Regions from separate parts of the Homo sapiens genome. Here regions 1 and 2 are each linked to region 3. A link is a contact called in ENCODE Hi-C or POLR2A ChIA-PET data. All regions are on one chromosome and are shown on one strand. Each heading gives the region's core, a stretch centred on a gene start or an enhancer-like site at or near the end of the contact. The rest is flanking DNA. Distances are from core to core; before and after follow the strand shown. Region 1 holds the start of WNT9A (Wnt family member 9A). Region 2 holds the start of PYCR2 (pyrroline-5-carboxylate reductase 2). Region 3 holds the start of COQ8A (coenzyme Q8A).

What was found. Hi-C counts contacts between places; a loop is a spot of excess contacts on that map. ChIA-PET counts read pairs that join two places held with the same protein, here RNA polymerase II (POLR2A). Pooled maps may share reads with other maps.
Region 1: a loop to region 3 is called in a map of gastrocnemius medialis, with 12 times the contacts of the local background. The contact joins the promoter of WNT9A here to the promoter of COQ8A in region 3. A Hi-C loop is called at or near these places in 1 of 168 maps with a recorded cell type or tissue (gastrocnemius medialis) and 7 of 50 pooled maps. POLR2A ChIA-PET finds 5 or more read pairs at or near these places in 1 of 52 experiments (activated CD4-positive, alpha-beta T cell).
Region 2: a loop to region 3 is called in a map of CD8-positive, alpha-beta T cell, with 5 times the contacts of the local background. The contact joins the promoter of PYCR2 here to the promoter of COQ8A in region 3. A Hi-C loop is called at or near these places in 1 of 168 maps with a recorded cell type or tissue (CD8-positive, alpha-beta T cell) and 7 of 50 pooled maps. POLR2A ChIA-PET finds 5 or more read pairs at or near these places in 1 of 52 experiments (RWPE1).

The regions. Positions count from the first base shown.
Region 1 is chr1:227,946,561-227,949,260 of GRCh38, forward strand. It overlaps WNT9A (Wnt family member 9A), which reads right to left and starts at 1,372. Exons shown (of 4, transcript NM_003395.4): 1 at 1,233-1,372. The coding sequence starts at 1,327. It overlaps LOC124904533 (a long non-coding RNA gene), which reads left to right. Exons shown (of 2, transcript XR_007066912.1): 2 at 142-743. RefSeq lists silencers at 194-303, 1,407-1,486 and an enhancer at 1,277-1,326.
Region 2 is chr1:225,922,914-225,925,613 of GRCh38, forward strand. It overlaps PYCR2 (pyrroline-5-carboxylate reductase 2), which reads right to left and starts at 1,337. Exons shown (of 7, transcript NM_013328.4): 1 at 1,131-1,337; 2 at 788-858. The coding sequence starts at 1,197. RefSeq lists silencers at 934-1,063, 1,374-1,463, 1,604-1,683 and an enhancer at 1,234-1,883.
Region 3 is chr1:226,938,943-226,941,642 of GRCh38, forward strand. COQ8A (coenzyme Q8A) reads left to right here and starts at 1,352. Exons shown (of 15, transcript NM_020247.5): 1 at 1,352-1,457. RefSeq lists enhancers at 22-713, 448-497, 688-787 and silencers at 1,058-1,367, 1,418-1,577.

The DNA.
Region 1 (2,700 bases), core at 122-2,621, 1.0 Mb after region 3:
GGTGGGGGCCCCAGGGAACTGAGACACCGGGCTGACCCTGGAAGACGACCCAGAAGAAAGGAACAGAGAGAAGAAAGGGAGAGAAAGAAAAACACAAAGGGAAAGTTTCCCATGAAAATATTTTATTTTCTTTGAGAACAGGATACACCTGCAGGGCTCCTCGGCCCAGGCGGCCTCTCCCTGCCCGGGCGGGTGCCAGATTCCTGGACCAACGGGGCCCTCTGCCGGCCAGCCCGCCGCGCGCTGGCGCTCAGGCCAGAGGGCCGGGAACAGGTGACCGGCGGAGGGCGGCGGCCCGGCTGAGGGAGCGGCCCAGGGCGTCCAGGTCGGGGGCTGGGATCCGAAGGCCAGCCAGGGCTCCCAGCGGCGGCGCTCGGGGTAGGAGGCTGGAGGGTGGCGGGGAGGCCCGGGGCGCTGCCTCGCACGGCGCCACCCTGCACCTCAGCGCGCCCAAAGCGCAGCGAGGGTCCCTGTAAAGGTCGCAGGACTGGGCATCCCAGACCTCAGAGAGGGGGAGGGAAGAAGGAAGGGAAAGAAAGGAAGAGAGAGACGCGCCGACAGCCCGGCAAAGCGCTGCTGCAGAGACACGTGAGCACGGGCAATGACACCGCGGGACGCCCCGGCCGGGCCCTGCGCTCCCGGCCAGGTTCCATGGACGCGCTCCCGCGGGCCGGGGCCCGGGCCACAGAGTCAGAAGCAAAGCGCAAGAAAAATAAATTCCTCCAGCTTGGAGGATTTCTCTCTTTCTCTCTCTCTCTCCGTTTGGGGCTCAGCGCGAGGAACATCTGGATTTTGTACGTATTTTTGTTATTGTTAAATTAACTTCTCGAGAAGAGAAAGGGGGGGAAGCTGCTAGGTGGGCGATGGCCAGGGGCTGAGGACTCAGGCTCCAGCCTTTTGGCAAGGACACGGCGGCCCAAGGAAGTCGGGACCTGATCCCAGTCCCTAAGCGCGAGGCAGTCCTGCTCACGGCGGCGACTACGACGACGACGACTCTGCGGTCACGGAGGACCGCGGCCCGGCGCAAGCCGGACGGGTCCACCCGCCTCTCTAGCCGTGCCGCGCAGCGGACGGAGCGACGCGCGCGCCGCAAACAAACAGCGCCAGGCAACCCGGCGGCCCCGCCGCGCCCCGGCCCCAGCCACCCCGGGTGCCTCGGGGACTCCGGACGACCCCGCCCCGGCCCCGCCGCCCCCGCCCACCAGTGCGCGCCGGCCGCCGAAGGCACCTACCCGAAGTAGGCGGCCGAAGGGCGCAGCGCGGCGAGCAGCAGCGTCAGCCCGAAGGCCGCGGCCAGCCAGCGCGCCAGCGGGGACCCATCCAGCATCTTGCCGCGCCTCGGCGGCCGACCATCGCGCTCCCAGCTCCGCGCAGGGCGCGCCGCGGCCGCCGCCCTCTTATAGCGCCCGGAGCGCGGCCAGCTGGGCCCGGCCCCGCCCCGCGCCCGGGAGGGGATCACGCCGGCGCCGGGGGCGGGCCGAAACCCGAGCCGCGCGCGCCAGCCCGCCAGCCCCTCCCGGCCACTCGGGGCCCCGGCCGCCGCTCCCGGCGCGGGTCTCGGGCGCGCCCTGCCCGGCGGGGATGGAGGAAGGGGAGGCGGAGAGCGGTGGGAACCGAGGGCGGGGCGTGCGAGAACCCGGGGCGACCACGGCGGGACGGCATTGGGGGGCCGGAGGCGGGCATCGGGAAGCGGGTAGAGCGTTGGGGGCGCTGCAGTGGGAGCTTGGGGCGGCCCCCGGGGCGGGATTGAGGGGGAGGGGAGGGGAGGCGTTGGCCGCCGGGCTAGCCGCCGGCGGGGCTCCAGGCCGGGACGGTCGGGGATGGTTCCACAGAGGACCCAGCCGTCTGCCCCGAGCTGGGCGCTGCGCGGCTGCTCCGGGGGAAGCTTGGTGAGGAGGAGTCGGGCCAGCCGGTGATGCCTGCGCCTCTTGCGCATGCTGACCCCCTCAAGGAGCGGGGCCAGAGAATCGCTCCTTTCTGGCAGGGACTGTGGCCGCTTTCGGCCTGGGAATGAAGCGACGTAGCCTGCTGGGGCTGTGAGGTGAGTAGCTCTACCTTTTGGGGTCCTGATGGTCTCCCCATTCTTAAATTGTGGGAGTGGAGCTAGCGGCTAAGTCAATGAAACACCAGCCATCGGGCAACGCCCTTCTCAGAGCCTGTGTCCTGGCCGGGACGGGGAGAAAGAGGACTCCTGGGATGGAAGGTGCACACCCAGGCAGCTGGAAGCGCTCAGTCACAGCCCGGGGACTCGTCCCCTCTGCGATACGGATTCGGAGCTGCTTCTGAAGCAGAATGGTGTCAGAGGACCCAGAGCTGGCATTAGGATACAGGTGCACACATTCCAGACAGACCTGGGGGTGGCATCCAGGAGAAGGCTTATAAGTTCCCTGGATGGGGCCTCTGTGCCATGCAACAAGGGACACAAGAACAGGGCTTGGGGTCCAGGCTGGCGGTGGCATGCCTGCCACCTGCAGACCCTGGTCAGTGCAGGATGGTGCCTCCAACACGGGCTAGGCTGCCAAGGCTGAGGACACAGGGCCAGCGAGCCTGCCCAGCCACGTGCTGCAGGGGCCTCAGAGACCTGGGCTGCGGTGCCAGGTCTCTAGGCAGTGCCCTCTGTGCCTGCAGGGACTGATTCTGGCACAGTGACCGCAGAACCTGGGGGGCGGAGCACATGCCCCCGGAAGGCTGTGAAATCCC
Region 2 (2,700 bases), core at 87-2,586, 1.0 Mb before region 3:
TGCCTCATCAGCCATCCTCTCCCACAGAGCACAGGTTTTGGGTGAAGACTTGGAATATGTTTTTGGAGAACAGAACAACTAACTCACCAGATTCTTCCCAATATGCTCATTCACGACTCAGAATAACAGCAAAGTGGCCACTGTTGTAAATGAGGAAATAGCCTCAAAGTGGCTGAGTACTTTAAGGTCATACAACTCGTCTATTAAGAAAAATGGCTGAGCGCAGTGGCTCACCCCTGTAATCCCAGCACTTTGGGAGGCCAAGGCGGGCAGATCACTTGAGGCCAGGAGTTCGAGACCAGCCTGGCCAACAGTATTCTCTACCAAAAATACAAAAATTAGCTGCGCGTGGTGGATGCCTGTAATTCCAGCTACTCGGGAGGCTGAGGTGGGAGGCTGAGGTGGGAGGCGGAGGTTACAGTGAGCTGAGATCGCGCCACTGCACTCCAGCTTGGGCGACAGAGTAAGACCCTGTCTGAAAAAAAATTTAAAAAATGAGTATTTATTAGGTACCTACTATGTGCCAGGTGCTTTCATCACATAATCACCTCAGTTAATCCTCTACCACTCCAGTGTCTGGATCTGACCCCCAGTTATGTCTCCCTGGGTGTTCCCACCACATTGAGCTGCCCAAGAGAAGGTGGAAAGATTGTCACGTTCCTGGAGTAAAGGTCACCGCCGGCCAAAGACCAGCACTTGGGCGCAGGGGCCGGCCAGACTCACTTCATCTCAGGTCATCCTTTTCCTGGGCCTCCACCCGCTTCCCACTCCGCCCGGCTCCACCTACCCTGAGCGCGGACACCGTGGGCAGGTTCATTTCTGGGGAGCTGGCTATTATCTTGTGAGCCGACAGGATGCCTGCAGAAGACAGAGCTTTTCAACTAGGGGTCGCGGCCCAGCCCGTTACCACGCTTTCCCTGGCTCTAAAACCCAGAGCCGTCCTAACAGTGCCAGTCTCCCTCTCCCCCTCAACCCTCTACGAGGACAGAAGACGCACTTGCTGCTCAACCAGAGTCTCATCTACCCCACCGGACGCAAACTCCCCTTTCATTCGCTCATGCTGGTGGGACGGAGGCCCCCTCGGGCCTCGGGACCGCCCGCGAAGCCGCCTCCCGCCTCCACGCGCTTGCCTGCGGCCGTGAAGCCCCGCGCCAGAGCATAGGCCAGCTGGCCGGCCCCGATGAAGCCCACGCTCATGGTCCGCGGTTCACGCCTCCTGGGAGCCGCACGAACCCCCTCAGCGAGGGACCGGAAGTAACGCTAGGGGAAGGGCGGACAGCGCAGGGGCGAACGGGCGGCGTGCCGAGGACCGGCGAGCTAACAGCAGCTTCTGGGATGGTGCAACCCTATTCTCCCCCGGCGGATATCTCCCGGGCGGCTGATGGCGCCTTAGGCCACGTGGCCCCGCCCCGTCCGGGCGACCAATCAGTGGCCAGGATCTCGGGGCAGGCCAATCCGCGGCCCGAGCCAGGCCGCGTGCCCGCCTCCTCCGCTCGCGACTGGAGGGCGGAACTCCGGGCTGGAGTCCCGGAAGCCCCTGTGGCAGCTTGGCGTGAGCTCCAGGCGCCCGCCGGCCCAGGACGCCCGGCCGCCCCCACCCCCCCCCCCCACCCCAAGGCTGAGGTCGCCGTCCCTAAGCCACCTCGGGCTCAGGGCTGAGGCCTGGCCCAGGCCTGGCTAATATTATTTCTGGCGCTGGCCATCAGATGCCCCTCAAGGCCCACAGGAATTCTCCAGGTTGCCGATTTGCGGGGATGAACGAGGCCCTCCTGGCGTAGGTTCAGACCAGGTGGCGGCGAGGTTCAGACCAGGTGGCGGCGAGGCGGCACCAGGGTGGTCAGCCGCGGCTTATTCACTTGAACTTGAGTGTTTCTCGCGAATTTGTCCAAACTAGATACAAGAAGGACAAGTTCGAGTCTCCGACTCTTCCGCGATCCCGCACCCCCCAGCCCCTTGCTGTCACTTGCCTTTTTTTTTTTGAGACGGAGTTTCACTCTTGTTGCCCAGGATGGAGTGCAGTGGCACGATCTCGGCTCACTGCAATCTCCGCCTCCCGGGTTCAAGCGATTCTCCTGCCTCAGCCTCCCCAGTAGCTGGGATTACAGGCGCCCGCTACCACGACCGGATAATTTTTGTATTTTTAGTAGAGACGGGGTTTCACCATGTTGTTCAGGCTGGTCTTCAACTCCTGACATCAGGTTATCCGCCCGCCTCGGCCTCCCAAAGTGCTGGGATTATAAGCGTGAGCCACCGCGCCCGACCTGTCTCTTGCTTTTAAAAGCTCCACCAATGTGATGTTTCCTTTTCTATCAGTAGTAAATATAAGGGGCCGCAGGGAACAAATGACAGAAGTAGAGAGGAAGAAGGTGGCGTTCCTAGAGGACTCAGAAGAGCTGAGGACCCTTAGTTCCCATGGTCTCTCTGCTAGCTTTTCTAGTCCTTTCCGTGTAATGCACACCCCCACTCCCAGGCAAGGGGCTGCTTTCTGTGAACTTCCCTGAGCAAGTCCCCAGGCCCTCAGTTTGTGCACCCTTTAAAGTGAGGACCAAATATAATATTTACTATTAAGCAAAATAATGCTATGTTTTATTTATTTATTTATTTATTTATTTATTGAGACAGAGTTTCGCTCTTGTTGCCCAGGCTGGAGTGCAATGGCACGATCTCGGCTCACTGCAACCTCCACCTCCCGGGTTCAAG
Region 3 (2,700 bases), core at 102-2,601:
CAGGCTGGAGGGGGAAGATGGAAGGTATGTTCACATTATTGAAGCCACATGTTGCGATAAAGGGAGCAGGTAGGGCAACAGTTATGTATTTGGCGCTCAGTAAATCGGCACTTTACACAAGATAAGGTGAACATAGAGTGGAGATACTTCACCTTTAATCTGTAGCTATCTGCTTAGGAACAAAAGGAAAGGCAGTTGCATGACTCAGCTTTCAGTTTAATTTTTTTTCCTTTTGGCAGAGTGAATTTTCGTTTCACAATACCAAAAAAAAAAAAAAAAAAAAAGCGGGGGGAGGCTCAGAATAAGGAACAATCCTTTGGCTTGAGTATTTCATTTCATGAAAAACTAAATTGTTATTTCTTTTTTCCACAAGAACGATTAACAGAGCTGCAGACCAGTGTTTGGGGTCATCTGAGTGGAAATTGTCGAGCCGACTTTGGCTCATACGTTCCTTTTCTCGTTAAGGAGGGAGTGACGGGGCAAATCTGCGTGCTGCTGGTGGCGGTGCCTCCCAGGGCTGCTCGGCGGGGACGCCGAGGGCTGCACCCGAGCTCCATCCCGTGTTGGCTGCGCGCCCTCCAAAACCCCGGCTGTCAGCGACTGCGGGCACCTGCACGCCGACGAGACCGGCGGGCGGACAGCGACTCCGGTGAGGGTACTATCTCTCTACCCTCGGGGCGCGGGTGGCAGAGGCTTCCTGTTTTGAGGATGGCGCCACACAAAACAAGCATCCTTAGCCTGAAGGGCCCCGGCCGAAGGGCCGGAAGTGGAAGTGCGCGGCCTTGCCCGCCGCGTTTCCCCTCCTCGGAGTGCTTTTTGTGGACCCTGGGCAAGGGGCTCTTGCTACATAGAGAGGAGCAAAGAACAGGCATCGCCCGGTCCTTAAAGCGGCGGCACCCTCCACGCCCCGCAGTCGCGTCTGCTTGGTCCACAGCCTCCCCTCCCAGGCCCGCGCAGAGGCCCAGCAAGCACCAGTCTGGAGGCAACAAGCACGCAGGGGTGCCTTTGCGGCCACGCACACTGCATCGCAGTGAAAAAGGCTCCCGTTCTCAAGGCGCATGCGCGCAGGCCAGCAACTCCAAAGCCAGGCCTCCAGCCCCGGTTTGCTAGAGAGAAAGGTAGCCGGGAGGTGGGGAAAAGGAGAACAGGAGGGCCCTGTCCGCTAAGGTAGCCTCCCATTGGCTCCTCTTGCTCCGCTCTCGGTCGCGATTGGCTACGGGCCGGGAGCACGGGCCGAGCACGCTCCCACGCGCAGAGCGGCATTCGGCAGGCGGACGGCGGTGCAGCCAATGGGAGCGGCCCGCGGGGCGGGGCTTGTGAGCTGGGGCTCCCCCGGAGCGGGCGAGTTGGTAAACAGATCCGGAGCGCGTGGCGGGCGTCAGCGCGGTGGCCAGCGCGCAGAGGCGGGCGCGGAGGCGGCTAGAAGGTGACCGCGGATCCCAGCTTCCTGCAGCCAGGTAAGGCTGCCACCCGCCGGCCCGCCGCGTGCCCAGGCGCCGTCTGGCTGCGGCCAGAGCTGGGGTCAACACCCACCTCAGCCCTTCTTGCATTCTCTTCATGTGACAGCGCAGCTTCCCCGCGAGTTTCGCTGGCCGCGAGCCTCAGGTCCGGACGCAGTGGGGGCGCCTCAGTTGCAGGGTGGGTCCTCTGCAGCCGTCTCACGTCCCTGGGTCCACCTCAGCCCCTCGTTCCTGCTTCGGGGAGGAGACGAGGGCCACGTGCAGAGCCTTGGGTCCCTGGAACACGCCCGCTGCTTGCCCGACCGCCTTCCCGCTGCCGAATGCCCGTTGCCCATGCCCTTTGGTCGCCAATACAGCTTTGATGCTTCGCTTTCTAATAATGTTGTTCTTCACTCCCAGACCCCCTTGCACTGTGTGTCTGGGGCTCTAGGCTCGTTGCCGCTGGCTGCAGGTTTGGGTGAGAACTTTGACTTCCTTGGCTGGAGCCAGCTGTTGGGCTTCGCAGGTGGGAATTTTGTGTGAACTTGGGACAGGGGATCCTTTTTGATCCTTTCTTCCTTTCGCTTTTCTTTGGCCTTTCCTCTTCTCCAAACTCTGGGGGGTCTTGTGAGTGGTTTGGGCTTACTCCCCTAAACTCGAACCTTTCCGAGGCTCATTCTCACCCATTGCACAGAGGTAACAGCCCCTCTGCCAAACCCTCTTTGGGCGATGGGGAGTGCTGCAGGGGCAGGTTTGGGTGTTGGGACTCCCCATTTGGGTGAGAGATGTCAGGTTCCTGAAGGGTGAGAGGCTTGTGTGCAGTCTTCCAGCCTGAGTCGGGCCTACAGCCTGTTGAAAAACTTGTGCACGTTCACTTGGGCCTTGGATCTACGTGACAGGATTGAGTAGCTGGTCATGCCAGGCCTACCTGATTGCCAAAGGATTTGAACATTCCTTGATGCCAGCCTGCCAGTTGTCACGCTGTGGATGGGTAGGTCATCCTGGCAGGAGGGCTCTTGGGAGACTCTTCTTTTGGAGGAAGGCCTTTCTCCCGAGGAGAGACAAAAGGGGAGCTACAGGAGCAGCATCTGTAAGACTCAGGCGGCTGGGTGCGGTGGCTCACGCCTGTAATCCCAGCACTTTGGGAGTCCGAGGCGGGTGGATCACCGTAGGTCAGGAGTTCGAGACCAGCCTGGCCAAAATGGTGAAACCCCGTCTCTACCGAAAAAAAAAAAATACGAAAATTAGCCGGATGTGGTGG